Linked DNA regions of Homo sapiens: region 1 is linked to region 2. A link is an interaction called in ENCODE POLR2A ChIA-PET data of the cell type or tissue named here. Cell type or tissue: Caco-2. All regions are shown on one strand. Links, peaks and the distances in the headings refer to the core of each region. The heading gives the core; the rest is flanking DNA. Region 1 holds the start of KCTD14 (potassium channel tetramerization domain containing 14). Region 2 overlaps PAK1 (p21 (RAC1) activated kinase 1).

Region 1 (16,402 bases), core at 5,206-13,205, 650 kb after region 2:
CACCACCAATCCCAAGGACTCCCAGAAGCAGCTGAAAAAGACTTTGATGGAGAGGGAAGTCAAAGTTCTTAGGCCAAGTAGATATGGACTTAGTGCATCAAGTAAGTTTGGATCAATATCAAAGTAAAAAAGGGAGACTGTTGTAGACTAAGAGACTAAAGCTGTTTTTCTCAAATTTTGATGAATTTTAGAAATGCCTGAGGAAGATTTTTAAAACCCAATGGTCAGACCACACCCAAAACAGTTAAATTAAGGTCTCTAGGGATGGAGCCCATATTTCTTAAGGCTACTTGACTGATTGATTCCAAAATGTGACCAAGGTGAGAATCTCTGAACTGAAGAAAACCTAACAACCAAGTGTAATGCATGAACTTTGATTGGACTTTTTAAAAAGACCATAAAATACATTTGTGGAACAATTGTCAAAATAGATAATACATTACATGTAATATTTTAGATTTGTTAATTTTTTTTCTTTTTTTGAGACAGAGCCTCTCTCTGTTGCCCAGGCTGGAGTGCAATGGCACGATCTTGGCTCACTGCAACCTCCACCTCCCAGGTTCAAGCAATTCTCCTGCCTCAGCCTCCCAGGTAGAGGGCACTACAGGCACACACCACCATGCCTGGCTAATTTTTGTATTTTTAGTAGAGATGGGGTTTCACTATATGGCCAGGCTGGTCTCAAATTCCTGACCTCAAGTGATCCACAAGCCTCGGCCTCCCAAAGTGCTGGGATTACAGGCGTGAGCCACCATGCCCAGCCTAGATTTGTTAATTTTTAAAGAAGTGATAATGTGGGCTGAGTGTGGTGGCTCACACTTGTCATCCCAACACTGGAAGGCCGAGGTGGGAGGATCACTTGAGCCCAGGAGTTGGAGACCATCCTGGGCAACATAAGGAGACCCCATCTCTACAAAAAATTTTAAAAATCAGCCAGGCATGGTGGTACACACCTGTAGTCCCAGCTACTGGGGAGGCTGAGGTGGGAGGATTGCTTGAGCTCAGGAGGTCAAAGCTGGAGTGAGCTGTGATTGTCCTACTGCACTCCAGTCTGGGTGACAGAGTAAGACCCTGACTCAAAAAAAAAAAAAAAAAAAAAAAAAGAAAAAAGAAAGGAAGGAAAGAAGGAAGGAAGGAGAGAGAAAAAAGAAATAATGGTAATCGTGTTATTCTTAGGAGATGTAAACTGAAGTATTTAGGTGGAGGGATGTTAATATCTGCAACTTACCTTCAAATTGTTCAGCGAACGATTATAAATGTATATATGCATGTGTATAGAGAAAGATCGCATAAATGTGTCAAAATAGTAATAACTGGAGGAGCTAGGTACAAAGTTCAATGTGGGCCAGATGCAGTGGCTCATGCCTGTAATCCCAGGATTTTGAGATGCCAAGGTGGGCAGCTCACCTAAGGTCAGGAGTTCAAGACCAGACTGGCCTACATGGTGAAACCCCATCTTTACTAAAAATTTAAAAATTAGCTCGGCGTGGTGGCACACGCTTCTAGTTCCACCTATCCGGGAGGCCAAGGCAGGAGAATCACTTCAACCCAAGAGGCGGAGGTTGCAGTGAGCCGAGATGGTGCCACTGCACTCCAGCCTGGGCAACACAGTGAGAACCTGTCTCAAAAAAGAAAAAAATTAAATATACTACTCTTTTACCTTTTCTGTGTATATGAAAACTTTCCAAATAAAAAGTTTGGGAAAAGTTATTTGGGGAATTAACATATGAACACCTGTACTCATAAGCAGATGAAATATCCCTCTTGGAGTACCATCTGAGATTTTTTTTTTTTTGAAACAAAGTCTCACTCTGTTGCCCAGGCTGGAGTGCAGTGGGATGATCTCAGCTCACTGTAACCTCCATCTCCTGGGTTCAAGTGATTATCCTGCCTCAGCCTCCAAAGTAGCTGGGATTACAGGCATGTACCACCACACCTGGCTAATTTTTTTGTATTTTCAGTAGAGTATTTTAGTAGAAAATTTAGTTTCACCATGTTGGCCAGGTGGGTCTTGAACTCCTGACCTCAAGTGATCCACCTGCCTCGGCCTCCCAAAGTGCTGGGATTACAGGCGTTAGCCACTGCACCCTTCCCCATCTGAGTTTATTAAAACTCATGTAATCACGTATATCTGCACCAGGGCAAGACTAAAGTGAGGTCAGCGAGAAGCCTAGTCCTGGCCCTGATACACACCATAGATTAGAACAAGTTGGTAATTAGAATGGGGTCCATACCAATGAAGAGGAGTGGTCACCCCTGGTTTGGGTCGACCAGTGAACTGCTATTGGCCTGAAGTTAATGAGACTCTACAGCAGTTGTCAGCCTTAACTGCACAATGAAGTCATCTGAAGGAGCTTTAAAAAATATTCTTTCCTGGGCCCCACCTCTAGAGATTCTGATTTGTTTCAGGTGTTGCCTGGGTATGCCCTACATTGGAGGGTTTTAACTTATCCCAGGTGATTCTAATTAATGTGCAGCCAAAGTTGAGAACCATTGCTCTTCATACTGCCTTATACAACCTGGACAACTATAAAGGGATTGGTAAGGTTCTCAGGGAGAACAGGTGTGTGGTTTTACCAGAGTTGGAAGAGACTTTTTTATTATCATTTGAGACTCAGAGAGATTCTAGCAATAGGAGGAGCCAGAAAGTTCTTTTATTTTTTTAATTTTAAAATTTAAAAATAGAGACAGAGTCTCACTATGTTGCTCAGGCTGGTCTTGAACTCCTGGGCTCAAGCAATCCTCCTGCCTCACCCTCCCAAAGTGCTAGGATTACAGGTGTGAGCCACCATGCCTGGCCTAGAAAGTTCTCATACCATGGAGACTAGACCTTTTTTCTCAAGGGCAAGGGACAATATATTTAAAATACTTGGGCATAGGAGCAACCCCACAGGCCCAAACCCGGAGCTCTCAAAGGGATGGGATGAATTACTGTTGTCAGTTGTAAGTATTAGAGACAGCTGCTCAGCCTTTTGAAGAAATGGCAAGGAACAGAAAACTGAAAGTATCCTCAAGGAGTCAGATTCTAACCCAAAAGAAAAGTTTCTGGACATTGGTTGAAATATACATGACACTGCAGGAGGGGAAGGTATCACAAAGTGAAAAATTCAGTGGTTTGTGAAAGGTCTGGCTAGACACAGTGGTTATCCCATTAGGAGGCAAAGCCAGGTTCTTATAGGTACACATGGTCTCTCTTGAGTAGGAGGTCACTTCCAGATCTGTCACCACAGAAGAGGTGTCCCAAAGGGAAAAGAAATAAAGCGAGAGAGGATTGGGTAGGCAGTACTCATTCTAGCTTGCCTGGGACTTCCAAGTTGGTTTTATTTATTTATTTATTTATTTTTTGAGACAGGGTCTCCCTGTGTCACTTAGGCTGGAGTGCAGTGGCGAGATCTTGGCTCACTGCAACCTTTGCCTCCCAGATTCAAGCGATTCTCATGCCTCAGCCTCCAAGTAGCTGGGACTACAGGCATGTGCCACCACACCTGGCTAACTATTTTTTTATTTTTAGTAGAGACAGTGATATGGTTTGGCTGTCTCCCCACCCAGATCTCATCTTGAATTCCCACATGTTGTGGGAGGGACCTTGTGGGAGGTAATTGAATCATGGGGGCAGGTCTTTCCCGTGTTGTTCTCGTGATAGTGAATAAGTCTCATGAGATCTGATGGTTTTAAAAAGGGGAGTTTCCCTGCACTTGCTCTCTCTTGTCTGTTGTCATGTGAGATATGCCTTTCACCTTCCACCATGATTGTGAGGCTTCCCCAGCCACGTGGAACTGTAAGTCCATTAAAACTCTCTCTTTTGTAAATTGCCCAGTCTCAGGCATGTCTTTATCAGCAGCGTGAAAACAGACTAATACAGATGGGGTTTCACCATGTTGGCCAGGCTGGTCTTGAACCCCTGACCTCAAGTTCTCTGCCTGCCTCAGCCTCCCAAAGTGCTGTGATTACAGGCGTGAGCCACTGCACCCGATGAGACTTCCAAGTTTTCATACTGGAAGTCCTGTATCCCAAGAAACCCTTTGGTCCCAAGAAAGAAACCCTATGTCCCAAGAAGGTCCCAGACAACCCACATAGCTGATCAAGCTACTATGCAGGGAAGGGGGTCATATAATTCAGACCTGGACTTGGAGAAGAATGAATGTCTACATGTATCCTCCTTTAGAGGACAAGTCCTGTATTAGGGTGAGAAGCAGAACCAAAACTGAGACTCTCGTGCAAGTGGTTTATTGATGGAGTGCTCTTAGGAGAAGGGGAGTGAGGGAAGCAGCGTAGGACAGAGGAAAAAAACTGAGTAAGAATGTGCTCTCAGAAGAAGACTGACTTCAGCTTGATTCCATGAGGAGCTCTGGGAAAGGAAGTTCCTTGATGTAAGAGGTCAGTCTTTTGTACCTCCATACAAGAGGTAGCAATTCTTTTCTAGAGATGGTCTCAAAATTAGAATACATCAAAATCACTTGGAGGGTTTGGTAAATCAGAATGCTGTGCCAACCCCCAGAGATTCTGATTCAGTAGGTCTGAGGTGGGGCCTGAGGATTTGTATTTCCAGCAAGTTCACAGGTAATGCTGATGATGCACTTTGAAAACCTCCACTCTAGAGAAGAGGACAGCTCTGAGGTGTTAGCACCCACAGCATCTCGCAAAGGGGATCAGGAAAGCACCTACTACATGAAGGCACATGCCAGGGACAGATGGATTGGACCCCAAGCTGGGGCTATGTAGACTACATCTTTAGGTCAGAACATCTAGATTCACAGTATCTTGTATGTTCCTGTTGTCATCTCACATCTCTTGCCAACGCATTGTTGAAACATTCTTACTTGGTCTTGTTATTGGACTTCAAGAGAAGGGTCTGGGAGATACATGAGGCTTTGAAAAGGAAGTAGCTGCAAGTTGCTAGGCAAATATAGTGGCATCAGTTGCAATGGAGTGGAAAGTCCTTAAACGAGTGATCAATATTTAGTGGCAAGACTCTAGACCAACCCTGGAAATTGCCTGATGTTTGTGAAATTAAAAGAAAATGGCTTTGATGGCAACTTTTAATTTCATAAGCCACGCCAGAATTCATAACAGTCTCTGCTCCTGAGGATCACCACCAGGTGAAGGTGAATGAATAAATGTTAAAATGGAATTCGTTTCTTTTGGTGGGGTACGTCAGGTAGAACTTGGAGAATACCTTGTACCCCTGGGCCTTAATGTCCATCTCCAGGCAGTGCATGAGGTCGCTGTTGTCTAGGACCGCCTTCCAGGGCCCAAACTTGACAACAGACTTGAACATCTTCTTATCCTGCAGAAAACACAGGACCTCTGAATAATATGCATCCTGCTCCTCAGTTTCCACCAGGCACACAAGCACGCTGGACTTCCGTGCTGTTATGGCTTCTGCACGTGCCAGGCGCACCATGAGCTCCAGGTTCTCGCTGTAGCCCGGCACTTGCAGCAAAAACTGCTTCCGAGACACCTGCTCACCAAAGATCTGTGGCATGTCCTCCAGCAGCTTGACCAAAGGCTTGATTTCGTAGAACTGAGCCTCACGGTACACTTCAGGGATGTGCTGTGTGGGCACTTGCCCAGTGCGCAGGTAGTCCAGGATGGGTCTGAAATAGGTGCTGGGGCGGTCGATGAAGAAGCGGCCCTCCGCGTCCGTGGAGGCCTTGGCTAAGCTAGAGAACATCTCTGCCAGCTTTGAGCCCGGAAACTTCCTCAGGGTACCCAGGGTGGTGGTGTGGAACTCACCCCCGACGTTCAGCTCCACAACAGTAGACATCTGGGGGCACAAGAGGCAGAGTAAACCAACACGCCATCTCCCCTGAGCGCATTACTTATTTTTATCCAAAGGATAACTGGATAAAAAACTTAGGGGAGCCATAATGATTGGCTTCAGCTAGTGAAAGGCCCATCTTACTAAAGAGGGTTATATTTATGCTGTGTTGCTCCAGGGGGTGGGCTTTTTTTTTTTTTTTCGACGGAGTCTCGCTCTGTCACCCAGGCTAGGGTGCAGTGGTGCAATCTCGGCTCACTGCAACTTCCACCTCGATTAAAGCAACTCTCCTGCCTCAGCCTCCCTAATCGCTGGGACTGCAGGCGCCTGCCATCATGCCCAACTAATTTTTGTATTTTTAGTAAAGACGAGGTTTCGCCATGTTTGCTAGTCTGGTCTCAAACTCCTGACCTCACGTGATCCGCCTGCCTCAGCCTCCCACAGTGCCCGGCCGAGGGTGGGCATTTTAAAGAGGAAGAAAGATTTCTGTTTGAAAAAAGAATACCCATTCAAGCATCTTAATTTTAGGTCATAGAATGTTATGGGAGGAGGCCAGGCACGGTGGCTCACGCCTGTAATCCCAGCACTTTGGGAGGATGAGGCAGGCAGATCACCTGAGGTCAGGAGTTCAAGACAAGCCTGGCCAACTTGGCAAAACCCTGTTTCTACTAAAAATACAAAAATTAGCCAGGTGTGATGGCACGCGCCTGTAATCCCAGCTACTCAGGAGGCTGAGGCACAAGAATCACCTGAACCTAGGAGGTGGAGGCTGCAGTGAGCCAAGATCACCCCACTGCACTCCAGCCTGGGTGACAGAGTAAGACTCTGTCTCAAAAAACCAACAATAACAACAACAACAATAACAGAAGAACGTTATGGGAAGAGGCTGCCATGGAAGGAAGTCTCAGCAATGATACTTCCAAAGTCTGTGGCCTTTGGCAAGCCTTTTTCCCTCTTACAGCCTCAGTTTCCTCATCTATAAAATGAGGATATTGGCCGGGCATAGTGGCTCATGCCTGTAATCCCAACACTTTGGGAGGCCAAGGCAGGAGGATCACTTGTGGCCAGGAGTTGGAGACCAGCCTAGGCAACATAGCAAGACCCCATCTCTGTTGTTTTTTAAATAGATTTAAGGAAAAAAAATTTTTTTTTTAAGTAAAGGCCGGGCATGGTGCCTCACGCCTATAATCCCAGCACTTTGGGAGACCGAGGTGAGTGGATCACTTGAGACCAGGAGTTCGAAACCAGCCTGGCCAACATGGTGAAACCCCATCTCTACTAAAAATACAGTAATTAGCCAGGCATGGTGGCACGTGCCTATAGTCCCAGCTGCTCGGGAGGCTGAGGCAGGAGAATCGCTTGAACCCAGGAGGCAGAGGTTACAATGAGCTGAGATCATGCCACCGCACTCCAGCCTGCGCGACAGAATGAGAGTCCAACTCAAAAAAAAAAATAAGAAGAAGAAAGTAAAATGGGGACGTGGAGTTGTTATGAAGTCAAGAGTTTCCAACCTGGGATGCTCAACTCTGATCTAAGATATAATAAAAGCTGGGGGTGAAGTAGGAGGGACAATTCCAACATTTCAGAAAGACTAAAGAAACCATACATGTGTTCATTCAGGAAGAATTTCTTGGGTATTTACTATGTATCCACATCCTGTGCTGGGAGTTGGGGACAAACATTCTTATTTCATATAGATTAGAAGTTCTGGTTAACAGTTCACATGCCCTTGATTGATTTAAAAATGGAATTTTTTCTTTTCTTTTTTTTTTTTTTTGAGACAGAGTCTCGCTCAGTCGCCCAGGCTAGAGTGCAGTGATGTGATCTTGGTTCACTACAACTTCAGCCTCCCAGGCTCAAGCGATTATCGTGCCTCAGCCTCCCAAGTACAGATGTGCACCACCATGCCTGGCTAATTTTTGTATTTTTAGCACAGACTGGGTTTCACCATGTTGGCCAGGCTGGTCTCGAGCTCCTGACCTCAAGTGATCTGCCCACCTCGGCCTCCCAAAGTGTTGGGATTACAGGCGTGAGCCACAGCCCCGGCCAGAAATGAATTTTTTTTTAAGAGATGCGGTCTTGCTCTGTTGTTGCCCAGACTGGGTGTGCAGTGGCATGATCATAACTCACTGCAGCCTTGAACTTGGGCTCAAGTCATCCTCCTGCCTCAGCCTCCCAAGTAGATGGGACTACAGGACATTCAACACTGCATCTGGTTATGTAAAAAAATTTTTTTAGAGACGGGTCTTACTATGTTGCCCAGGCTGGTCTTGAACTCCTGGCTTCAAGGCTTCCTCCTGCCTGAGCCTCCCAAGCAGGTGGGATTACAGATGCAAGCCACCACGCCCAGCAAAAATGAAATTTGTTTGATGAATGTTTTTCAAAATATAGGCCCATGAGACTTAAATAATAACGGGAACATTCTTCGTAATGAAAAGGCCGGTAACTCTACATATTGTGGGTGTAAAACTGCTTCACAAACTGCGAAGTGCAGTGCAAATGCAAGTTAAGTTTGGTTGTTCAACAAAACTTTTAGAGGCCACCTCTCTGTGCCAGACCCTGGGCTGAGCACTAAGACTGGTTATTAAGTGATGATGTCAGAATCTGAACTCAGGTCCGTTTTACTCCAAGCTTGAGCTCTTAGTCATTACATAAATTACCTTCAGTCTTCCAATACCTTCACTCTTCATTCCCTTAGTGACTCATTCATTCAACAAAATGTATGTTGGGCCTATTACATGCAAACCTTGTGCCAAACAGAAGAACAGGACACAGTCCCTGCTTTCAAGGAACTCACAGTGGAGACAGCGAAATAGACGGCTTAAGCATGTAGGTGCTGAGAGGGAAGACTGAAAGGTAGGAGGGGTCAGGTCTTTTTGTGGATGTGGGTTGGAGGCTGTCAGAGAAGGTTTCCTAAGGGATGTGATGGCCGCTGCTGCTGAGGAATAGATGCATAGTGTTAGAGGAAAGATTTAACCACAAGAGTGGGGATGGGGACAGGGCTCAGGAATGTCCCTCAGTCTGATTTAGGTGTGTCCTCATTCTCAACTGGTCTGTGGGCTCTCCTAAGATTAAAGTACTGGAGTTAATAGAGCCAAAGTCAACCGAACTGCTGGAGAAATCTGATTGCCATGACAACATCTCCTACCAGGGGACAGTTCTGCTGACTGGAAGGGAGAAGGCAGAGGAGAGGACGCATCTTGACAGCAGCCAAACAATAGAGCTGAGAAAAATAAGCCCAGAACCTCTGATTCTTTCTCCCATAAACCTCAAGGCCCCTTGGCAGGGCTGTTTGGTTAACCCTGAAGTCACCTCTGTAAAGCTCGCAGTTAAATGCAAAGCTGCAGAGTTTAACCCTTGAATGGACCAATATGTTCTCATTACTCCTACACCACTGAAAGCTCTCAGGTCCTCCTAATGTCCCCATGTTACAGGCAAGGAAAGCTCAGACAGAAGTCACACAGCTAGGATGTGATGAAGTTGGAGCTGAGATGATACCTGTATTAGCATGACTCCAACACAGTAAGGGTGCCTCACCGCCATCCTTCCCAACATCCTGCCCCCCTACTGCCAATACTTTGATATGTGCCCAGGGCCCTTTGCTTTCCGTCTCTGGAACTAAGCTTAGTCATCTGTGAAATAGGGAGGCAAAATGGACCAAAAGAATGCTAAGCTTCCCCAGCTCTGAAAGTCTAACAGATCCAATCACATCAAATATCCTTTCTGAAGCTAATTTCCAGATGCTTCAAAAAAACAGGCTGGGTGCAGTGGCTTACGCCTGTAATCCCAGCACTTTGGGAGGCCAAGGTGGGAGGATCACTTGAGGCCAGGAGTTCAAGACTAGCCTGGACAACATGGCAAAACCCTATCTCTACTAAAAATACAAAAAATTAGCTGGGCCCTGGTGGTGCATGCCTGTAATCCCAGCTACTTGGGAGGCTGAGAATTGCTTGAACCCGGAAGGCAGAGGTTGCAGTGAGCCAAGATTGCACTACTGCACTCCAGCCTAGGTGACAGAGGGAGACCCTGTCTCAAAAAAAAAAAAAAAAAAAAAAAAAAAAAAAAGTTTCCTGCACTGACATCTTCAGCTCCATTTCTTTATCAAACAAGACCTCAGCCGTGTTCCTAAGCTTCTTTTTGTTTTTTGTTTTTGTTTGCTTGTTTTTTGTTTTGAGACAAGGTCTCACTCTGTTGCCCAGGCTGGAGTGCAGTGGTACAATCTCGGCTCACTGCAACCCCCACCTCTTAGGCTCAAGCGATTCTCCTGCCTCAGCCTCCAGAGTGGCTGGGACTACAGGTGTGTGCCACCATGTCCAGCTAATTTCTCTATTTTTTATACAGACAGGGTTTTGCCATGTTGGCCAGGCTGGCCTCGAACGCCTGAGGTAGGTGGTCCACCCACCTCTGCCTCCCAAAGTGCTGGAACTACAGGCATGAGCTACCACGCCTGGCTGAGAGTACGTTTTCTGAAGTACAAATCTGATCCTGTCACTCCCTGCATTAAACACTTGAGTAACTTTTCATTCCCTTCCAGATAAACAGCAGACTCCATAACAAGGTTTAGAGGCCCTTTGCAACTAGGCTGCTACTTCACCCCTCGCAATCAACTACCAGAACTGCCTGCTGCTCCCCACTCCTCCAATCCAGAGCTGGGCAAGCCCCCTCACCTCCAGAAGCTCACTCACTTGGCCATCCGCACTCCTTTCTCTGACCCCACTCATCCTTCAGATGAATTCCTCTGGGAGTCCTTCGGGGTGGGTTGTCTCACTGTGATCCCAGAAAGTCCTACACTACTATACTTCCACTGGCCTGGCAGTTCTTCCCTTGCAATTCCCTGTTTCTTCATTGACTGTGAGGTTCCTGGCCAAGTGCTGTGTTTCATGCCTGTAATCCCAGCACTTTGGGAGGCTGAGGTAGGAGGATTGCCTGAGCCTAAGAGTTTGAGACCAGCCTGGGTCTCACCAACATGGCGAGACCCCATCTCTATTTTAACAAACAAACAAACAAACAAAAACTCTGTGAGGCTCCTAAGGGAGGGGAATATCCTCTGATTTACAGGAGCATCTAGTATTCTGTTCAAGGCCAATCTTGCCCTACCTGGCATCATGCACAGTGCCTTACACTTCCCCAGTAATTCATTCAGGCATTTATGGAACACCTAGGGTGGTCCTGGCACTAGGCATGTGGCTTTGTCAATAGCCAACAACAATGACGTGATCATGGCCCTATTAGAGAGAGCCACGCTGCCCTGCTGCTGGATCTGCTTTCTCTTCCTCCAGGTCTTCAGGATGACTCTCAGTGCAGGAGAGAACCCGAATGTTCTGCTCCCAGAGTGCACGCAGCCTTTTCCCCATCCTCCTCCCCAACTCCCCTCACCCAAGCTGGGGACCAGGCAGGCAAGCAGAGGGATTTGGGACCCAGCCAGAGGGCAGGGGCAGGCTGAAGACCCAGCCAAGGGGCAGGGGCAGGCTGGAGAGGGCTGCAGGTGAGGGAAAGATCCTCTGGCCGAGCTGGTTGGATGGGCTTCTCCCACCGGGAGCAAGGGAGAAGGTGGGGCAGAGGAGGAGTCGTGGGCTAGGACAAGCCGGTGGGGAAGAGACAAGGGAAAGGAACTAAAGACCCAATGTAGAGGGAGGAAGCAAAAGGGCAAAGAGGAAAGGCTGGACAGAGCCAAACCAGAAAGGGACACCGAGGCGCGAAAGGAGAGTGATCCCAGCAGGAGGGACGGCAAAGATTGAAGAGAGCGACCAGCCCGAGGTGAAGGGGGACAGCGCGCCAGAAGCAGGGGGCTCGGGCGTCTGGGAGGGACGGGCAGGAGAAACTGGAAGGGAGGGAAGAGGCGGAGGGAAGAGGCGGAGGACAGAGGCGCGGGGACGCAGCTAGCCTCGCACTTACCGTTGGCCGCCTGGGCCGGGGGGACTGGGGCAGAGGGGTCTGGCTCGTCATCCTGCCCACTGGCCGCTCCACTGCGCAGCCCTGCCACATGCAGATCACTTGGGCCAGCGGAAGTGCCCCTGGCTGCCCGCCCCTAGGTGGGAACACCGAGGCTCAAGGCGGGACGGGGCTGAGCCAGGCGTGGCTTGCAGTGAGACTGGGCCAAGTGCAGAAAGAAATGGACAGTCTGTCTATTTGGGGCTTCTAAAAGTTGTTAGGCCCTGAGAAGGGCTGACTTTGGAGACCGAGAAATGGAGCAGACCCCTTAAGGACTGACCTTTTGATATAGATTAATTTCCTTCCTTTTCTTTCTTTCTTTCTTTTTTTTTTTTCAGAGACAGGGTCTCACTCTATCGCTCAGGCTGAAGTGCAGTGGCGGATCAGGCTCACTGCAACCTCAACCTCCTGGGCTCAAGTGATCCTCCCACCTCAGCCTCCCAAAGTGGTGGGATTACAGGCCTGAGCCACGGCAACTTGCCTCTTCCTATATTTTCTTTTACGCTTAAATAAATTACTTAAACATATTGCTTGAATCCCGTTATTAAAGTTGACATTAGTTAATGCCCCTCTCTGGGCCTCGGAGTTCCCAGTAGTGAAATGGGGGAGGCAGAAGGAATTGACATTGACTGACATTGACAACCAGAGACTTTCTATTCCCTACAGTCCTAGGGAGTGAAAGATCCGCAACACCCATTTTACAGATCAGAAAACTGGCGCTCTAGGAGGTAGGGTGGTGTTAAAATGTAAAGTCTGAGGATCAACAAAACTTTTTTAAGAGTATACTTGAGTAACAGGCAATTCTTGAATCGGGGAACACCAGATGGAAAGAGGTTGAGTGTTCCCATGACAATGCATCAGAGGCAAATATTTATGGGGAGAATATGGAAGCAAGATATTTTGTTGGGGACAGGCATGGTGGCTCACGCCTGTAATCCTAGCACTTTGGGAGGCCAAAGCGGACAGATCATTTGAGGTCAGAAGTTCGAGACCAGCCTGACCAAAATGGTGAAACCCCGTCTCTACTGAAAATACAAAAATTAGCTGGGTGTGATGGCATGTGCCTGTAATCCCAGATACTGTGGACGCTGAGGCAGGAGAATCGCTGGAACCCGGGAGGCAGAGATTGTAGTGAGCTAAGATTGCACCACTGAACTCCAGCCTGGGCAACAAAGATTCCCTCTCAAAAAAAAAAAAAAAAAATATATATATATATACACACACACACACACACACACACACACACACACATATATATATATATACATATATATATATAAAATTGGTTACAGTTAAAAAATCTCCTTTTTTGGTTTCCTTTGTTGAAAAGTCCACAGCTACTTAATTGTATGTTAGTTGGCTGCTTGTGGTTGGCTAATGTTAAGTTTCGTTTCTGTCTAACATTAGCATTTACCAGAAATGACTCTATTAGTCAGGGTTCTACAGAGGGACAGAACTAACGGAATAGGGTTGGACACGGTTGCTCACGCCTGTAATCTCAGCACTTTGGGAGGCCATGGCAGGTGGATCACCTGAGGTTAGGAGTTCGAGACCAGCCTGACTAACATGGCGAAACCCCATCTCTACAAAATACAAAAAATTAGCTGGGCGTGGTGGTGGGCACCTGTAATCCCAGCTACTTGGGAGGCTGAGGCAGAAGAATCGCTTGAACCTAGGAGACGGAGGTTGCAGTGAGCTGAGATCAAGCCATTGCACTCCAGCCTGGGCAACAAGAGTGTAATCCCATCTCAAAAAACAATAATAATAAAATAAAACTAATGGTATATATACATACACATATATTTGTATATATATATTCCATTACTTTTTTAACTCCCCGTTATATATATACATATGTGTGTATATATACACACACACATATATACACACGTGTGTGTGTGTGTGTGTGTGTGTGTGTGTGTGTATATATATATATATATATATATATATATATATATATAAAGGGGAGTTTATTAAGTATTAACTCACACAATCACAAGGTCCCATAACAGGCCATTGGCAGGCTGAGAAGCAAGGAGAGCCAGTCCGAGTTCCAAAAATGAAGAACTTGGAGTCTGATGTTTGAAGGCAGGAAGCATCCAGCACGGGAAAAAGATGTAGGCTGGGAGGCTAGGCCAGTCTCTCTTTTCACATTTTTCTGCCTGCTTTATGTTCTAGCCATGCTGGCAGCTGATTAGATTGTGCCCACCCAGATTAAGGGTGGGCCATCCTTTCCCAGACCACTGACTCAAATGTTAATCTCCATTGGGAACACCCTCACAGGCACACCCAGGATCAATACTTTGTGTCCTTCAATCCAATCAAGTTGACAGTCAGTATTAACCATCACATTGACCCAAGTTAAGTTTTGCTTATGTTTGCAAATCCAGCAAGGCTGAGTTCCCTTATGAGGCCTAACTAGCATTGTCTAGCCAGGGATTCTTCAGGCCTGATCTCCATTTTAATTTACTATAACAGTGGCCAGTGTAGACTATTTAGCCAGCCCAGGGCAGCTGCTTGGAGTACAAAGCATGCCCACTGGTGAAAAGAGTTAGGTATCTGTTTTGTGGGGTTGTTTTCCTAGAGTTAAAATATAACTCTAAAGGAGAGGGAGCATAATTTCCCACTCCTTAAGTGTGGGTTATGCGCCGTGACTTCTTCCAACGAGTACAATATGGGAAGGAGGAAAAAGAGAAGAAACTTTACATTGGGGAAACTGATCAATACTACTCCAGCCAGGTGACCAAAATCAGTTGCCAACAGTTATCGATCATGACAACAGTATGTGCTTGCTGTAAACCAGAAAGTATCTGAGACAAGTCTCAACCAATTTAAAAGTTTATTTTGCCAAGGTTAAGAACATGCCCACGATACAACCTCAGGATGTCCTCAGGTCATGTGCCCAAGGTGGTCAGGCTACAACTTGGTTTTATATATTCAAGGAGACATAAGACACTAGGGCCACGCATGGTGACTCACGCCTGTAATCTCACCACTTTGGGAGGCCAAGGCAAGTGGATCATTTGAAGTCAGGAATTTGAGACCAGCCTGGCCAACATGGTGAAACCCCATCTCTACTAAAAATGTAAAAATTAGCCGGGCATGGTGGTGCGTGCCTGTATCCCCGGCTAGGGCTACTAAGGAGGCTGAGGCAGGAAAATCACTTGAACCCGGGAGGCAGAGGTTGCAGCGAGCTGAGATCGCACCATTACACTCCAGCCTGGAAGATAGAGTGAGACTCCATCTCAAAAAAAAGAAAAGAAAAGAAAAGAAAAGACATCAATTGGCTAGGCATCAGTGGCTCAGTCTATAATCCCAAGGGAGTGGATCTGGGAGGCCAAGATGGGAGGATCACTTGACCCCAGGAGTTCAAGTCCAGCCTGGGCAACATGGTGAGTCCCCATGTCTACAAAAAATACAAAGCTTAGTCAGGCATGGTGACATGTGCCTGTAGTCTCAGCTACTTGGGAGGCTGAGGCAAGAGGATCTCTTGAGCCTAGGAGGTCAGGGCTGTAGTCACCTATGATCACACCACTGCACCCCAGCTTGGGCAGTGGAATGAGATCCTGTCTCAAAAAATATATATCTCTGTTGGACTAGAGATTGTAAATAAATATATAAGGCCAGGTGTAGTGGCTCACACCTGTAATCCCAGCACTTTGAGAGGCCAAGGTGGGCAGATCATTTGAGGTCAGGAGTTTGGCACTAGCCTGGCCAACATGGTAAAACCCCAATTCTACTAAAAGTACAAAAAATTAGCTGGCGTGGTGGCATGCGCCTGTAGTCCCAGCTACTCAGGAGGCTGAGGCAGGAGAATTGCTTGAACCTGGGAGGTGGAGGTTGCAGTGAGCCGAGATTATGCCACTGCACTCTAGCCTGGGCAACAGAGCGAGAATCCGTCTCAAAAAAAATTAATTAATTAATTAAAATATAATAAAAATGAAGATACCAATTAATACATGTATGACGTACACTGGTTAGGTCCGAAAAGACTGGACAGCTGGAAGGGGTTGTGGGGGCTTCCAGGTCATAAGCAGATTCAACGATTTTCTGATTCTGAGGCATGGAAACTCATGCCTGTAATCGCAGCACTTTGGGAGGCTAAGGTAGGCAGATAGCTTGAGCCCAGGAGTTGGGGACCAACCTGGGCAGCATAGCAAGACCCCATCCCTATTTTTTTTTTTTTGAGGCAGAGCCTCACTCTGTCACCAGGCTGAAGTGCAGCGGTGCAACCTCAGCTCACTACAACCTCTGCCTCCCAAGTTCAAGCAATTCTCCTGCCTCAGCCTCCCGAGTAGCTGGGATTGCAGGCATGTACCACCACAACCAGCTAATTTTTGTATTTTTAGTAGAGACGGGGTTTCACCATGTTGGCCAGGATGGTCTCGATCTCCTGACCTTGTGATCTGCCTGGCTCGGCCTCCCAAAGTGCTAGGATTACAGGCGTGAGCCACCACTCCCAGTCAGACCCTGTCTCTACTCTTAAAAAATAAAAATAAAAAAGCAAGGATTTTCTGCTTGCCAATGGGTTATTATCTAAAGACCTGAGATCAATAGAAAGGGATGTCTGGGTTACTATAAAGGGTTGCATAGACCAAGGTTTTATCATGCCGATGAAGCCTCCAGGTAGCAGGCTTCAGAGAGAATAGATTGCAAATATTTCTTATCAGACTTAAAGACTGACAGACTTTGTGCATGACTGACAGACTG
Region 2 (16,402 bases), core at 3,301-11,300:
ACTAATGTATTTATATATTCTCTTGGGTCTTTCAATATTATCAATAATGCTCTAAGAGGCTGAACACTGCACATTTAACAGAGAAGAAAAGATCTGTAGCAAGACAATTTGTTGCTTCCCTGGAGACTGGAATAATTTATGTTAGTCCTGCACTAAGTAGCATCAATCCTATATATCTTCCTGTCCTATCTGTGGAGAACCGAGACTGGACTGGTATAAACATCAATTACCTAGGACACTTTGGGACTATCTGCAAACCAATGATAAATAAACACATGATTTTTTGTCTTTAATCATACAGAAAGTACCTTTAGTCAAGGTAGTTCAGTGATTTCACCAGCTCCAAAATCTAAGGACGCCTACCAGAATATTAAACTTCTAGGTATCAGCACCAACTCCTCCCTCTCCCCACTTACTCTAATAAATCACAAAACTGGCCAGGTCCCCAAAGACTCACAGATTTTGTGTGCTCTGGGCGTGGAGCAATCACTGGTGGTGGGGTAGCATCATCATCATCATCATCCTCATCTTCTGAAACTGGTGGCACTGCAGGAGTCTCAGACACAGCCTTCACATTCTGTGCAAAGAAGAAAAGCAAGATGCATCTGGTCCAGCTGCCATGGAACTTAACTATCAGGATCACCAAACCTCCCACGAGAAACCCCATCCTGATATCCCTTCTGAAATACACATTAGCCTCCAAGCTCTCACCTTTGTGTAGCTAGTCTCAGAAGCTCAATCTGTTTCTCCCTCTTCTTTTAGCCATCACTATCCACTCAGTCCCTTGGGGCTTCCTTCTCCCACTCAAAGCCTAGCTGTGAATGGGAAGCTAGCTTACAGCTTTTCTACCTGCCTCTCCCCCAACCCAACCCCTGAAGACAAGCTCACAGTACCTTCTTATTCTATGAATTTTTCTCTCCACACTGAACAGGAAATAAAGTATGAAATGTAGGGAAGAGATCAAAAGTTTCTAATTTTTCAAAATTCATCACTATAATTTCTTACTCTCTCCTGATATGGTAAATGGCAGTCTAAACAGGCTTTTGCCCTGCCCTTTTCCTCTCTTTGCAAAAATCTCCTGAACCCATTACATTACCAGGGGTCCTCACCTCAACCTGAAGATAAAGAACATCAGCATCAGGATCATGTTATCTAAAGAGAACAATGAATTTCTCCCCAGACTGGATACTATTTCCCTAAGTTTCTGCCCTACCCTGGAATGGAACTTACCACTAATTAGATCTGCTTACAATCTGTGACAACCTGATTTCCCCATGCAAACTATAAGAGAGCTGGGCCAAGAGTGGCAGGTTTTAGGGCAGGTCCAGGCAAAAATAGCATACCATTACTGTTTATTACACAGAATTAAGAGACAAAATGCCTCCAAAATATGAGATTTTTGATAGATACCAAATGATTCTATCATTTGATCAGCAAAGAACTGGAGAGGCAATGGGGATCTTTTAATATATACTGATATAATTCAACAGTTTCAGGTATTTTCAGAGCACCTACTTTGTGCTCAGTAAGACTGTGATAGGTACTGTTGACATAAATGTACAAAGATGAAAAAGATGGTCCATGTCCTAAAGTAGTGACCATCTGGTATAGGAGATAGACAGGATGAGAGCCCCTCCTGCCTGACACCTGGAGCCTCCTAAGAGGAAGGTCCAGAGTCAGAATAACGGGATAAATGGAAGAACTAAGGAATAATATACTAGAGGTACTGACTGTGGGAGACTGTCTTTTACCACATTTGACATACTAAAGTAAGAAAAACTGGCATAGATTTTAACAGGGCCTCCAGCACAAAGCATAAGTTAAAAACTGACAGTGCCGGGCATATATAAGCAGTTGTGGTGACCATAGGCAATAAATCTGTCCTCTTGGTTTGAAGTTTAATCACCTGAGGAATGTGAAGGAAGAGGAGTGTTATAATTTGAAAGATGACCTTAAATCGCTTTAAGTTCCAAAACTCAATAGAGGTCCTTTCCCTGTCAAAATATGTATTTCGATATTTTTCTGCTCTAATTTATTTTCTCCCCACTATTCCACTCAACAAAATTTAACTAAAAACCTAATGTGGGAATACAGTTGACTCAGCAAGGCTCTTCATCATCAGGTAGCCCTGGAGCTCCCCTGATGTATACTGTAAACACTAGGTTTGTTTGCTTTATAAAACTGTAGAGAAGGGGATTTCAACACCTTCCTCAGTAAAAGATTCTGTTTTCCATAGGTGATAGCTTTGGGCAGTGATATTAACATCTGTCAGAGAGAGAAAGGTCTAGGTTATTACCCAGATTTTTACTTCTTAGCCCTGTGTCCTTGGGCAAGGGTCTAAGTTAAGTCTCACATTTTTAATTTATAAAACAGGGGTAATGACTACAGCTCTCTGCCTACCTCAGAAGGCCACTGAATGGATTAAATGAGGCAAAGTGAGCATAAAATCACTGAAAATGGTAAAGAGCTAGAGAGATGTAAGGAATCAATTAAATTATCATTATGTCTAATAACCACAAATCTCTGTTTCAAACAAAAGCCAGACATTCCAATTCATCATCCATCTACCCATATAGCCATCCATCCATCCATCCATTCACTGTGTGCCAGACTCCATTCTAGGCTCTGGGGCTACATAAAGAATAAAACAGATAAAGTCCCTGGTTCTATGACTTACATTCTAGAAGAGAATAGAGTAAAAAACAATCACCAAAGTGTCTGCTCCATATAGGAGCAGAGATTGGTTGACAAGGTGGGGAGATACTATTTTAGATACGATAGGCACAGGCAAGCCTCTCTAATAAAATGTCATATAACAGTGACCTGAATGAATTAAGGGAGCAAGCCACGGGGCTCTCTGAGAAAAGGATATTCCTAGCAGATGGAAGAAGTTAAAGACTCTGAGACAGAAACATGCTTGGTATGTTCCCACAACCCTTAGGAATTCTACCTATGTGGGTGTAACAAAGTTAGTAAGGGGAAGTAAGGAAAGAAACAAGGTCAGAAAGTTAGCTGGGAATCAGATTATGTAAAGTCAGAGAGGCGGTAATAAAAACTCTGGAGTTTAGACCTAGAATAAGAAACCACTGGAGGACTGTGAGTAGAACAGTGATGTAATCTATACATTTTTTTTCTTTTTAAAGTGCTTTATTAAGATGTTTCTCACAAATTAGAGAAAAGGTTTTTTTAATCAATGGCAATAAAATACAAATTCCTATTTTATAACAAAATAGTGAAAAGCACCAAAGAAAATTTGCACCTATAACTCTAACAAACTCAAGGGTTCTTGGTTCTCAGTTCTTTTAAAGTATAGTCTGATAGAGTACTCAAAGCTTTTAGAAAGAGTACCAAATTTATTACTTCCTGAAATGTTGTATGAATAGCACTTTTATTCATCATATGTTCATACATATATACTAATATACCATCTCCACTGCCTTAAATACAAAAATATTCATCACAGGCAAGTTTTCTACTGCAAATAGGCAAGAATATTAAATATAATCTGTGATACTGTCTACTTTTTTGAAAACAAGATACTAGAACCAAAACACTGTAGAACACAAATGTTACTAATTTAAGATTACTAATGTTACTAATTTAAGGTTACTAACTTCAGATAGCATCAATTGTTCAACAATATTTTAAAGGTGTTTCTATATAAATTTATCCACCGGTTTGGGTTTTCTTTATTACAGAAATGTATGAATAGTACCCTGGATTATATCCTTGCAATTTGGGCATTTGCTTAAAGGTGTATATTCTTAGCATATAACCAGTTGACAATAAGGAATAAATACACTGGAAACTTCTTTGTAACTACTTTGTAAGTTCGTTCTTCTTGCAACTTCCTCAATTGTTCTTCTAGTGACAGATCTCAAACGTCCTCTGTTGGAATATACTTTATGTACTTTTCCACTGATACCAATTTTTAGTTTGATTTTCTTTTTTCTTTTTCTTCTTCATTAGAATTACTAACACAATATCACTGGCTACTTTATAATTCTCTCCAATTAAGGTTTTATGTTGAACTGTCTGTTTTATCAGGCAGGATAGAATAATACTTAAAAACCAACATTTTGGAATCAACTAGCTTAGGATCAAATCACGCCTTTATCACTTACAAACTATGAGTTCTGCGTAAGATATTAATTCTCTCACTTTCCTCAGTTATGAAATACAGCCTGTATTAGTACTTACTTTAGTGTTAGTGTGAGGTTAAATGAGATAAAGCTATGTAAAATTCATTTTTAAAATACTCAAATATTAGCTATGATAATGATGTTGGCCAGATGATTAGAAAGTGCTCAGTATAGGATTGCTAAATGAATATGTCTTATCCAATAGTAGTATAAACTGGAATGAAATATCTAAATGATGGGGCACTCAGTAATTGAAAAAGTGGAGATAATGGGAACAGGATTGTGAAGGAAGATGCCAAAATGGCGAAGAACTGTACTATTAACTGACTTAAACCATTAGCCTACATTCTACAGTAAAAATTAGTGGGTCTGATGGTTTTTTTCATATCCTATAAAAGCTTGTTTGCTTTATTATATCTTCAACATGATCAAAACCAGCTCTCAACAGGTCAGGTTTTTAACAGGCCAGTTAAAAACCACCTTGGGAAGGCTCCAAGGTTCAGCTAAGACAGTCAAGGATAAGACTATATCCTAAGGAAATTTTGGGTGGCTGCTGCCTGATCAAATAGAAGTTTTAAGGTCAAGGAAAATAGTGAAGAAGAAAATGACTAGGTACTGGAATCAAAACTCAAGGCTCTGGGCAGCTCGGAATGATATAATGCAAACAGATTGAAAATGGCCACTGAAATGTGACAACCCAACCCAGAGAGGAGATGAGATGGTAGCCAGGGTGTGCTCACTAAGCATTCTGTCCCAGTAGGAAGACTATGCTCACCCTACAAGATCAACTTGATACTTTTCCTTGGGATAGGGAGACCAAGGATTGATACCTGACTAAACATAAAATCCTTTCCCCACTCCCTCCATGAGAAGCAGTATGATAAAAAGGAAAATAAACCGTATCAGGATTCAAAAAGTTCTTTCCATTAAACCTTCTGTTCCTTAGCCTCATAACCACTGCTTTCACTTAGGCACCATATTCTCTTACCTTTACCAATCCTTTACAAGTCTTCCTCATTGCTTTTTGGGACCCCAGTCTTGCCTTCTCTAATGCATCTTTTATTACAGCCCAGAATAATCTGTCCTTTATCTTTTTAAAAATATTATAAGCAGACTGCCAGGTATGGCAGAGAGAGAAGACTGGCAAATCCTCTCCCCAACAAGCAACTATAAATCTGGACAAAATTGACAAAAACCATTTCAGTTCCCTGGAAATCCAACAAAGGTCAACAAAATATTGAGAAGTGCTTATGACTGATAAACTCCTGAACTTTGGGTTAAAAATAGAATCTCTGGCATTCTGGGCAAGGGATGTTCCCATCCATCCGAGCCCCAACTCCAGAAGTGTGGGGGTTCCATCAGGGCAGACCAGGGTATAACTGCATAGTCCAAGAACATTCACTTTGTGCTGGAGATATGGGCAATGCCCAGGCCCAGTGGCACTGTCATTGGAAGTGACTTCCAAAGGTGGTAGCGGCAGAGGGTCAACTATTCAGCTCTATTAGCCTGAAGCTACAGTCCTGAGTAGGGCAAACTAATTTCTGGCTAAGGCTGTTCACAGGCACAGCAGACGCTAGAAAAGCCTCATGCTAGTCACACATGCCTGGCTATGTGCATACACATAAAAGATTCAAAAGAGCCCAACATAAAGTAAAAGCTGGAACAGACTTGAAAAAGGCCTAAACAGTAAATGTACTCCCCTACCTACACATAGATCCATCAACAGAGGAAAGAAGCCTTACAGAGTTGAAGTTTTTGAGCACCATCTGTGTCAAATCATTGGCTAAAGATTCAGCTAAGCAAACATAGAAGCAATCTCTGGAAAGCCAGGCTGCAACAAAACAAAACAACAACAACAAAACCACCACAAAAACAAACAAAAAAACAACAAACACTGAGCAATGACATCAATGACCACAGACAGAGACTATGTCACAGATTTATCCCTAGTAAGATAATACAAAACCAACAAATAAAAAAGCTAGCAACTTTTTTGGGGGAGGGGGCTATCAGTATCCAGAATTGGTACAGAATATTATCTAAATATTGAATTTTCAACAAGAAATTATAAGACATGGAAAGAAACAGGAAAGCACGACCTAGGGGGAAAAAAGCAATCAACAGGAACTCTGAATGTCCCCAAATGTTGGCTTTAGAGAATAAAGATTTCAACTCAGATATAAATACATTCAAAAAACTAAAAGAAACCATGTTTAAAGAGTTTTAAGAAAGCCTAACAACGAGTGAAATTCTCAGTAGACATTACTTCAAATGAACCAAATGGAAATACTACAGTTGAAGAATAAAATAACAAATGAAAAACTCACCAGAGAGCTAAACAAGGGATTCTATATGGCAGAAGAATCAATGAATTTGAAAATGGAGGTGGGGAGCGGTGGCTCACACCTGTAATCCTAGCACTTTGGGAGGCCAAGGTGGGCGGATCACGAAGTCAGGAGTTCGAGACCAGCCTGGCCAATATGGTGAAACCCCATCTCTACTAAAAATATAAAAATAAAATTAGCTGGGTGCGGTGGCACGTGCCTGTTGTCCCAGTTACTCAAGAGGGTGAGGCAGGAGAATCGCTTGAACTCAGGAGGCAGAGGTTGCAGTGAGCTGAGATTGTGCCACTGCACTCCAGCCTGGGTGACAGAGCAAGACTCTGTCTCAAAAAAAAAAAAAAAAAGAAAAAAGAAAAAAGAAAATGGACCCATAGCAATTATCTAATATAAAGAACTGAGGTAAAAAAAAATTAAAGAAAAAAACAGAGCATCAAAGAGCTGTGGAACAACATAAAGCACACCAGCATACATATAATGAGAGTCTCTGAGGAAGAAAAAAAAAAGACACAGAAAAAATATTTAAAGAAATAAGGATAAAACTTCCTAAATTTGATAAAAACATTAAACTACAGATCCAAGAACCTCGATAAATCCCAAAGTAGGAAAACACAAAAAGATTCACACCTGGCTGGGAGCGGTGGCTCATGCCTGTAATCCCAGCACTTTGGGAGGCTGAGGCAGGCGGATCACTTGAGGTCAGGAGTTTGGGACCAGCCTGGCCAATATGGTGAAACCCCATCTCTACTAAAAATACAAAAATTAGCTGGCTGTGGTGGCATGCACCTGAAATCCCAGCTACTCGGGCGGCTGAGGCAAGAGAATCGCCTGAACTCAGGAGGCAGAGGTTGCAGTGAACCAAGATCGCACCACTGTACTCCAGCCTGGGCGACAGAGCGAGACTCCGTCTCAGAAAAAGAAAAAGAAAAAAAAAAAAATAACACCTAAACGCACAGTCAGACTGCCAAAAGCTAAAGTCAACATGAAAATATTTAAAGCAACCAGAGAAAACTGACATCATGTACAAGGCCAGTCAGTATAATTAACAGCTGACTGCTGATCAGAGTATTTTAAAAATCAAAACAAAAACTTCTGATCAGAAAAAATGGAGGTCAAAAGGCAGTGGGATGACATATTCAAACAGCTGAAATTTTTAAAAATTGCCAGTCAAGAAATCTATACCCAACAAAACTATCCTTCAAAATGAAGACGAAATAAAGACATTCCAGATTAACAAAGAGAAAGAGAATTTATTGCTATCAGACCTGATTTACAAGAAATACTCAAAGAAGCCCATCAGACTGAAACGAAGTAATACCAAATAGTAACTCAAATCCACAAGTAATAATGGAGAGCAGAGGAAACGGTAAATATGTAGATTAACATGGAAGACTCTAAAAAAATACTTTTTGTTATTTCTTCCATTGACTTCTTTAAAAAACATAATTGTATAAAGCAATTGTTAGGCTTCCAATATATACAGTACGTACACGTGCACACACACATATACACATACAGATTCATACACATTCATGTATATGAAAGAATGGCAGTAATAGAATAAAGAAGGGGCAGGGAATGAAAATATACTGGGGCAAAGTTTACATATTTTACTGGATTTCAGTTACTGTTAATGTGAAGTAGATTGTATATAAATGGCCAATAAGCACATGAAAAGATGCTCAACATCATTATCCATTAGGAAATCCAATAAAATCACAATGAGATACCACTTCACACCCACTAAAATGACTACAATAAAAAGACAGACAACAACAGGGACAGGCAAAGATAGGCAGAAACTGGAACCCTCATTAATTGCTAGTGGGAATATAAAATGGTGCCAGCACTGTGGAAAAAAGTCTGGCAGTTCCTCAAAAGGTTAAACATAAAGTTAACCACATGCCCCAGCAGTTCCATTCCTTGGTATATACTCTGAAGAAATGAGACCACACAAAACCTTGTATGTGAATGTTCATAACTGCATTATTCATAATGACCAAAAAGTAGGAACAACCCAAGTACACATCAACTGATGAGAAGATAAATAAAATGTAGTGTATCCATACAAGGGAATATGATTTGGACATAACAAGAAATGAAATACACCATACTGATACATGTTACAACATAAAGTTCAAAGCTAAGTAAAAGAAGCAAAACACAAAAGACTACATGTTGTATGAGTTTATTTATATAAAATGTCTAGAAAGACAAATTTATAAAGACCAGAAGCAGATCAGTGGTTTCCTAGGGCTGAGCATGGGAGTTTGAATGAATGGTAAAAGGGCACTAGGGAACTTTTTCAGGTGATGGCGGCACAACTCTATAAATTTATTAAAAGTATTGAATTGTCCACCACCAATGAGCTTAAAATTCTAGTGAGCTTTTTACTACCCCAATCATAAATATGAGCAGACCTCTGAATACGCAAGGAAAACCTCTAACATAAAAGTGTGAAACCAAAACAAATGAGGCAAAGGGCCACCTGGAAAAAACAGACTAAACAGGAAGGAAAAAACATCCAAAGAAAGCCTATCATTACCTTCCTTAGAGATAAGAAAATATATCAATTCTGGAAACAAGAATGCTATATATTTTCTTAAAATAAAAAAGTGATTGAAAATTAAACATGAGAATAGAAATGAAAAATTAAATTGACTGAAAGATGAAGTTGAGGAAGTCTCCTAATTCTTCAGAATAAAAACCAACGCAAGGAAAAGAGAGAAAATCCTTTAAAAAATGGAGAATTAGTTTAAGAGGTCCAAGATCTAGGGCTGGGCGTGGTGGCTCACGCCTGTAATCCCAGCACTCTGGGAGGCTGAGGCGGGCAGATCACAACCTCAGGAGATCGAAATCATCCTGGCCAACATGGTGAAACCCCGTCTCTACTAATATACAAAAAAAAATTAGCCTGGCATGGTGGTGCGTGCCTGCAGTCCCAGCTACTAGGGAAGCTGAGGCAGAGGAATTGCTTGAACCGGGAAGCGGAGGTTGCAGTGAGCTGAGATCACGCCGCTGCACTCCAGCCTGGTGACAGAACGAGACTCCGTCTCAAAACAAACAAACAAACAAAAAGGTCCAAGATCTAAATGATGGAGGTTCCATGAAGAGATAACAAAAGAAGCAAGGGGAAGAAATCATCAACAAAATAATTCAAGCAATTTCCTAGAACTGAGGGCAGAGTTTCCAGGCCGAAAGAGTTCACAAAGCTCCCTGCAGTATAAATAGATGTAAATAGGAATATAATTGTGAAATTTCTAAGCAATGGTGACAAAGACGACCCTACAAGCTTTCTGAGTAGAAAAAAAGATTGGTCACATACAGAGAAGGATAAATAAAATGGCTTTGGACTTAGCAGTACCGAAAGCTAGATGACAAAAGTGTAATGTTTTCCAAATTCTGATGAAAAAATATGTGTAACCTGCAATTCTATAAGCAGCTGAAGTATTAATTAAACGTGAGGGTAGCATAGAGAACGCCCCATTTTGAGACCTGAAAGGTATTATTAAATGTTTACTTTCCATTTACTTTCTTAAAGCTACTAGAGGATATGCTCCACCAAATTCAAAAGTAAACAAAAAATAATGTAGGCGTGGCATAGAAAAAATAGGAATACCAACACAAAAATGCAAAGGGATTGCCAAGACAATGGTGAAGGAAGATCCCAGAATGAGAGCTACTTATTACAAGTCCTACTTGACTTTTTAATCAAATACCTGGATAATAATATTTTTTATTTATTTTTTTTTTGAGATACAGTCCCACTCTGCGGCCCAGGCTGGAGTGCAGTGGCATGATCTCGGCTCACTGCAACGTCTGCCTCCCTGGTTCAAGTGATTCTTTTGCCTCGGCCTCCTGAGTAGCTGGGATTACAGGCACACAACACCAAGCCCAGCTAATTTTTTTGTATTACAGGCGTGAGCCACCGCGCCTGGCCGGTAAAAATACTTTTAAGTGAGTATTCTTAATCACCATTAACCCCAGAGGTAATTGATGTTACTATTTGGTATTTAGCCTTTCAGAAGTGATCTGTGGGTGGTAAACCTTGATCTTCACATGTCCAAACATACCTTTATATTGACACCTTATAGTTAAATGTTAGTTTGATTAGGTACAAAATTCTTGGTTCTAAACAATTTGCCTCATCCCTCTGAAGATACTGCTGTTTTTTCCACTATTTCTAATGAGATGTCTGATGCTAATGTTCCTTTGGACATGAACTATATTCTCTTTGGAGGCTTTTAAGATTTTTCTCTTTATTCTTGGATCTCTTTTCAATTATCTGACTTGGTCATTAACAGGCCCTTCATCTGAAGACTCATGCCTTTCTTCAGCTGGGAATTTTTTCTTCTATTTTTTCTTTATTTTTTTACTCTACTGCCTCTGTTCTCTGCTTATGCTTGAATCCCCCTGACCAACCCTCTATTGTCATTTATTCTCAAATTTTCTATCTTTTATATTTTATATTATTAATTCCCTATTCACTTATATGCATTTGTTGTTTAAACCTTATACATTTCTTTTTTTTTTTTTTTTTTTTTGAGATGGAGTCTCGCTTCGTCACCCAGGTTGGAGGGCAGTGGCATAATCTCAGCTCACTGCAACCTCTGCCTCCCAGGTTCAAGTGATTATCCTGCCTCAGCCTCCCAAGTAGCTGGGATTACAGGCATATACCCCCACACCTAGCTAATTTTTATATTTTTAGTAGAGATGGGGTTTCACCATGTTGGCCAGGCTGGTCTCGAACTCCTGACCTCAGGTGATCCACCCGCCTCAGCCTCCCAAAGTGCTGGGATTACAGGTGTGAGCACCGCACCCAGCCATAAATTTATGTCTTATGTTTTTAATACTAAGAACATTCTTTCCTCCTCTGATTGCTCTAATAGCAGGGTGTTTTTGTAGATGAAACATCTACAGATCCTCTCTGAAAATACTAGATTTTTTTAAAAGTTATTTCCTGACTTATCTACTTCCTCTGGGGCTAATTTTCCTTCCTTATCTTGGTTCCTCTCTTTAATGTTGTGTTTCTCTCAAATGTCTGCAGATCCTTAGCTATTCATTCATATTTATAAGTGAAGGATAGATTAGTGTATGTAATTAGCATTAGTTTTTCTGAAACTTATGTAAGTCTGTTTTTCCACTGTCCTACTCTGAATGGGAGGTCTGATACGATCTGTTTGTGAGTTATAGATAGATGGTTATTGGCAAGTGTTACTTTAGGGTATGTAGGCATGGAAAAGTAGAGATTCCCCTCCTCCCAGGTATCAAAAGTATGAGAAATTTACTCTTGGGATGGAAAACTTTAATGTATTTTCCTTCACTGCAGAGCTACTTCTCCTGTTTCCTTTTCTTTATATCTGCGGTAGAATTTTGCAGTTAACTCAGGTTCCTCTGTTTCTCTCTGAGGCCCCTATACCCACAGCAAGAGCTTTCCTCAAGTAGGCAGTTTACTTTCTTCAGAAAATTAGCTGATTTTAGCTTAGAATCAAATGCACCTGCTGCCTTTTGTTCACTGTAAGGAGGAGGCTGCCCCTACTGTTTCAAAGGTAGAATTAAATTAATTTACCCTTGAAGATGACCCATGACTCTTTCCTGCTTCTTGTATATATTCTTTCAGCCCATTTTCTCTGGAGCTACTTTCATTTTCCTAGGCATCTTCTCTTACACATACTTTAAGCTGTGGCTTCTTCTGCTCTGATCAATCTGACCTTTTCTGCTTTCTATCTTCCATGAATTCCTCACAACAGTTGATTTATGTCATGCTTTTGTTTCAGAGCATTGCTTTTAATTTGGTTTTTAAGAAATCTTTTCTGAAATTAAGAAATTTGAGATAGCAAGAGAGATGGGCACATGAATTCAGTTTACTATCTTGATCCAATTTCCAAAGAAATCTAAGATGTTAGTTTAGACATCACATATCCAACTACATCAATCTTCTACTTAAAATAGTCCCTCAGCTCCAGCACAAAGTCCAAGCTCTCTGGCCTAACATACTGGATCCTTAACCCAACTTTTGTTCATGCTGTCCATCAGACAGGAAAGCACTGCCTTTTTCTCTGCCTGGTATCATTACCTGATGCTTACTTAACACTATATTATAAATCCTTGTTTACATGTTCTGATTCATCACAAAAATTGTGAGACCAAGAGCAGAGATCTTACTAGTCCTTGACTTCTCAGCACCCAAAGAACTTATCATGTGGTAACTATTCATTTTATAAATGAGAATCAGGCATTAAAATGCCATGGAATCTTAGAGTCAGATCTCAGACCAGTGAACCACAGATAACAGAATTTAGAGCTAAAAGGGACTTTAAGATTATGTTTGTTAAACGAACAAAGCTTTAAGGCCCAAGAACTCTGCAAACTTCCTTGTACTTCAGAGCAGAATAAATCACTCCATCAAATATAACCCTATTGTACATTATTCATGCCTCTCTTGCAGCCCTTATCTCCCCAGTCTGTCATTAATTTTTTTTCTCAAGGATTAAGACAGTGCACGTTCATTTTTGTGTCACTTGTATTTTGGCATAAAGAAGATACTAAGTCAATATTTAGGGTATGAGTGAATACATGAATGCTCAGGAGAGCAGAATTTTGTGCTGGTTTCTACTACTAACTCATTCAAACGTAGGGAGTGAGTCACTTAATCTTTCTGAGTCTTAATTTCTTAGGCAGCAATTATATTTGATTATTTCACAAGTGGAATCATCTGTTTGAAACCAACATGGAAAATAATGACATGCTACCATAATACAAAACATATCCTCCATGTAAAACTAGTAAGGATATATAGAGCACTGAGCTAGTGCTGGACAAATGTTCTGAACTAGGGGAGAACAATGTCCTTGACAGCCTTAGTGGTTTTAATTGTAGATACTAAACCAGTACAAGTTTTTACCAAGCAGGTGTTATCCTCCCTGCCATATGGCATGAACCCCAGGGCTCTTCCTCCTCAATAACAAACAACATAGCTACAGCTTTACTGCAGTCTCCTTTATAAGACCTCAATGACATCTTTTTTTGTTCCTTGCCACAGTGAAAAGAACCCTAAACTGAGATTCACAAGACTCAGTTGTAATGTGGTTCTAATTATAAGTCTTCAGGAAACTCTGTTTTTCTGCCTATGAAATGGAGATGACAATACTTTGTACATAAGTAATTGTGAGGCTAATCATGCTTACATAAAGTTTTTAACACCGTGCATCGCAGGCACTCAATATTGATAGCTATCACTCTTCCTACAAAAGCATAAAGACATTTGAGCCACAAAGCACAATTCGGCTTAAAGCCTCTTCTTTAATAATTTACTATTCAAAGATCCTATATTTGCAAATTCTTTCCCATCTTTTAATCACATCTCTTCTATTTGATGAAAGGCAGCACAAATCAGGGGAAAGCAGTATAGGCTGGGAATCAGATGCCTATTGCCATTAACTCTTTTCCATTTCAGTTTTATCATCTACAAGGATAATAACTTACCTCAGTAAGCTCCTGTGAGGATTCAGAGAGTCAGTAAGAAAGGATCCAACAGGTTGCAAGGCACTGAACGTGTGAATATTGTTTTTTATAATCAATATGTGTAAAAATGACTCCGAATAAACCAGTCCCCACTGGTGGAAGCATGGTTCAAAGTATTTTGATGGTGACTCGGTATTGTGTTAGAACTTAACCACTCTTCTGCTTAAGTTCTTTAAGCGTCTCATCACCTTTAAGATAAGTCAAACTCCTACATGATCTGTCCTGCTTACCAATCCTCCTCATCACCCACCTCTACTTCCTTCACTATTCACATTCTAGTCATAACCACTTCGCAGTTCCCTGTGCAAGTATGCCTCATGAACTTCCTTGCCCACATACATGCTATTCTCTTTCTGTGTGGAATACCCGCATTTCCCCTTAATCCCTGCTCTAGATAACTAACTCATTCAGCTCAGACTTTACCATCAGGAAGCTTTCTCTGACACATCCAACCTTTCATTCAGTAAATGTTTACCAAATGCCAAGACTTGCCAGATGCCAAGGATATAACAATTAACAAGTCAGAGACAGCCCCTGGCTTCATGAAGGTTAGCATGCTGCACTATAATTGTCTGTCTGTGCCTTCAAGCACAAACAGGAATCATGAAGAACTGGCTGCTTGAGGTCTTCAACCTCAAGACTGGGAGGTTCTTAGGTACTGGGACATGTCTGACCATCTCTGTAATGTCACTTATTCACACCGGACTTGGCATAGGATAAACTAGGGCTTTTGCAAATGTTTAGTAAATCAATATGGCATAACCACCTATGTACAAGAGACAACATCAGATGTAAAAAATAAATAGCAACCAGGTGTGGTGGCTCACACCTGTAATCCTAACACTTTGGGAGGTCGAGGCAGGAGGATCACTTGAAGCCAGGAGTTTGAGAACACATAATGAGAACCACATCTCTACCAAAACTTTTAAAAAATTGTCTGTCTGACAATTTGACATCACACTCAATAAGCTGAGTGTGATGGCTTATACCTGTAGTCCCAGCTATTCAGAGGGCTGGGGCAGGAGCATCATTTGAGCCCAGGAGTTTGAGTTTACACTGAGCTATGATCACACCATTGCACTCCCGCCTGGGCAACAGAGCAAAACCTCGTCTCTTTAAAAAAAAAAAAAAAAAAAAGCAGTATTCTCTTATATGCATCACATTTTACTATTTATAGGACCCTTTCAAATACATCAACATCACATTTTATCCCTGTAAGTGCCCTGGGAAATAGAATTTGTAAGTTAAGAGAGACAGAGAGATCATCTAGTTTACTCTCCAGCCAATTCTTCATGATTTCTATAACATCCATTTGAGTGTCAAAGCATTCATTACAACTTCAGAGGACAGAATGAATGACTTTAAATGAATAAAATCTGCTCCCTTCAACAATTAGTACTAATCTTGGTTTTGCAGACTCCATAGACCAAAGAGGAAATTTTCTTCTAAGTGTAGGTATCTGAAGACATGTCCAGGTGAGGGCACAGTGTATCATCCTCATTTTATTGATGAAGAAATTGAAGCTCAAAGAGGCAAACTGACTTTCCCAAGGTTCAAAGCTACAAATTAAAACTGAGTCTAAAGCCATACCTTCTGGTTCCAAAATTAGAATTTCTAGAACATTTTACGACTATTATGAATCCATAAAAATTAAAAATAAAAAAATTATCACAAAGAAAGAATTTCTAGGACATTAAAGCTGAAAGGGATACCCCCTATTTATTATATCTAATTTCTTTATTGGATAGATAGGAATTCTGAGGCCAAGGGTGCAGGAGTGACTAATATGAGTGCCTCCCAGCTCAGGCTCTGCCTCTACCACACTGTCTTGATCCTTACCTCCACATCTGCCCACATCAAAATAGAGTAAATAAAGACTTACCAAGGCATTAGAAGAATTGTAATCCTCAGCTGACTTATCTGCACAGGAAGAAAAACAAGGGACTTAGTCAATAACAGTTACAGTTAAATTTTTCTGGACAGCAAAAGAAGTCTATCTGGTCAAGCACGTGCCAGATTCAGAGAATAGTAATAGTATGACTGGTACTACAGGCTAGATATCATGCTAAATGCATTATACATATCACCTTCTTTAATCCTCATTATGGCTCTGAGTACTATTATTATATCTACTTTTATTGATTTGGAAACAAGTTCAGAGATGTTAAGTACAGTTGGGTGTGGCTTAGCAATGGGGTATGTTCTGTGAAATGTGTCATCAGGTAATTTGGTCATTATGTGAACATCATAGAGTGTACTTACACAAACCTAGACGGTATAGCCTGCTACATACCTGGGCTATATTGTATAGCCTATTGCTTTCTAGGCTACAAACCTGTACAGCACGTTACTGCAGGCAACTGTAACACAACGGTAAGTATTTGTATATCTAAACAT

Evidence for each region. Peaks named below come from ENCODE experiments on the same cell type or tissue, not always from the same donor. Only the 100,000 strongest peaks of a DNase experiment are listed, where the experiment ranks them.
Region 1: POLR2A ChIA-PET joins it to region 2 with 5 read pairs; 2 of 35 experiments call an interaction of 5 or more read pairs at or near these places.

What each region holds. Positions count from the first base shown.
Region 1 is chr11:78,011,504-78,027,905 of GRCh38, forward strand. NDUFC2-KCTD14 (NDUFC2-KCTD14 readthrough) reads right to left here. Exons shown (of 3, transcript NM_001203262.2): 3 at 4,212-5,767. It overlaps KCTD14 (potassium channel tetramerization domain containing 14), which reads right to left and starts at 11,773. Exons shown (of 2, transcript NM_023930.4): 1 at 11,657-11,773; 2 at 4,212-5,767. The coding sequence starts at 11,746. The coding sequence ends at 5,090. It overlaps LOC124902723 (a long non-coding RNA gene), which reads left to right and starts at 11,040. Exons shown (of 2, transcript XR_007062795.1): 1 at 11,040-11,518; 2 at 12,031-12,219. RefSeq lists enhancers at 5,147-5,647, 10,562-11,129, 11,130-11,699, 11,700-12,267. In Caco-2, for the core only: no CTCF peak of the experiment used is centred there; a DNase peak (open chromatin) is centred at 11,778; H3K4me3 peaks cover 1,428 bases.
Region 2 is chr11:77,358,441-77,374,842 of GRCh38, forward strand. PAK1 (p21 (RAC1) activated kinase 1) reads right to left here. Exons shown (of 15, transcript NM_002576.5): 5 at 15,888-15,925; 6 at 458-577. Among named protein-coding and RNA genes, the nearest start is that of GDPD4, 65 kb to the left of the region's middle. In Caco-2, for the core only: no CTCF peak of the experiment used is centred there; no DNase peak of the experiment used is centred there.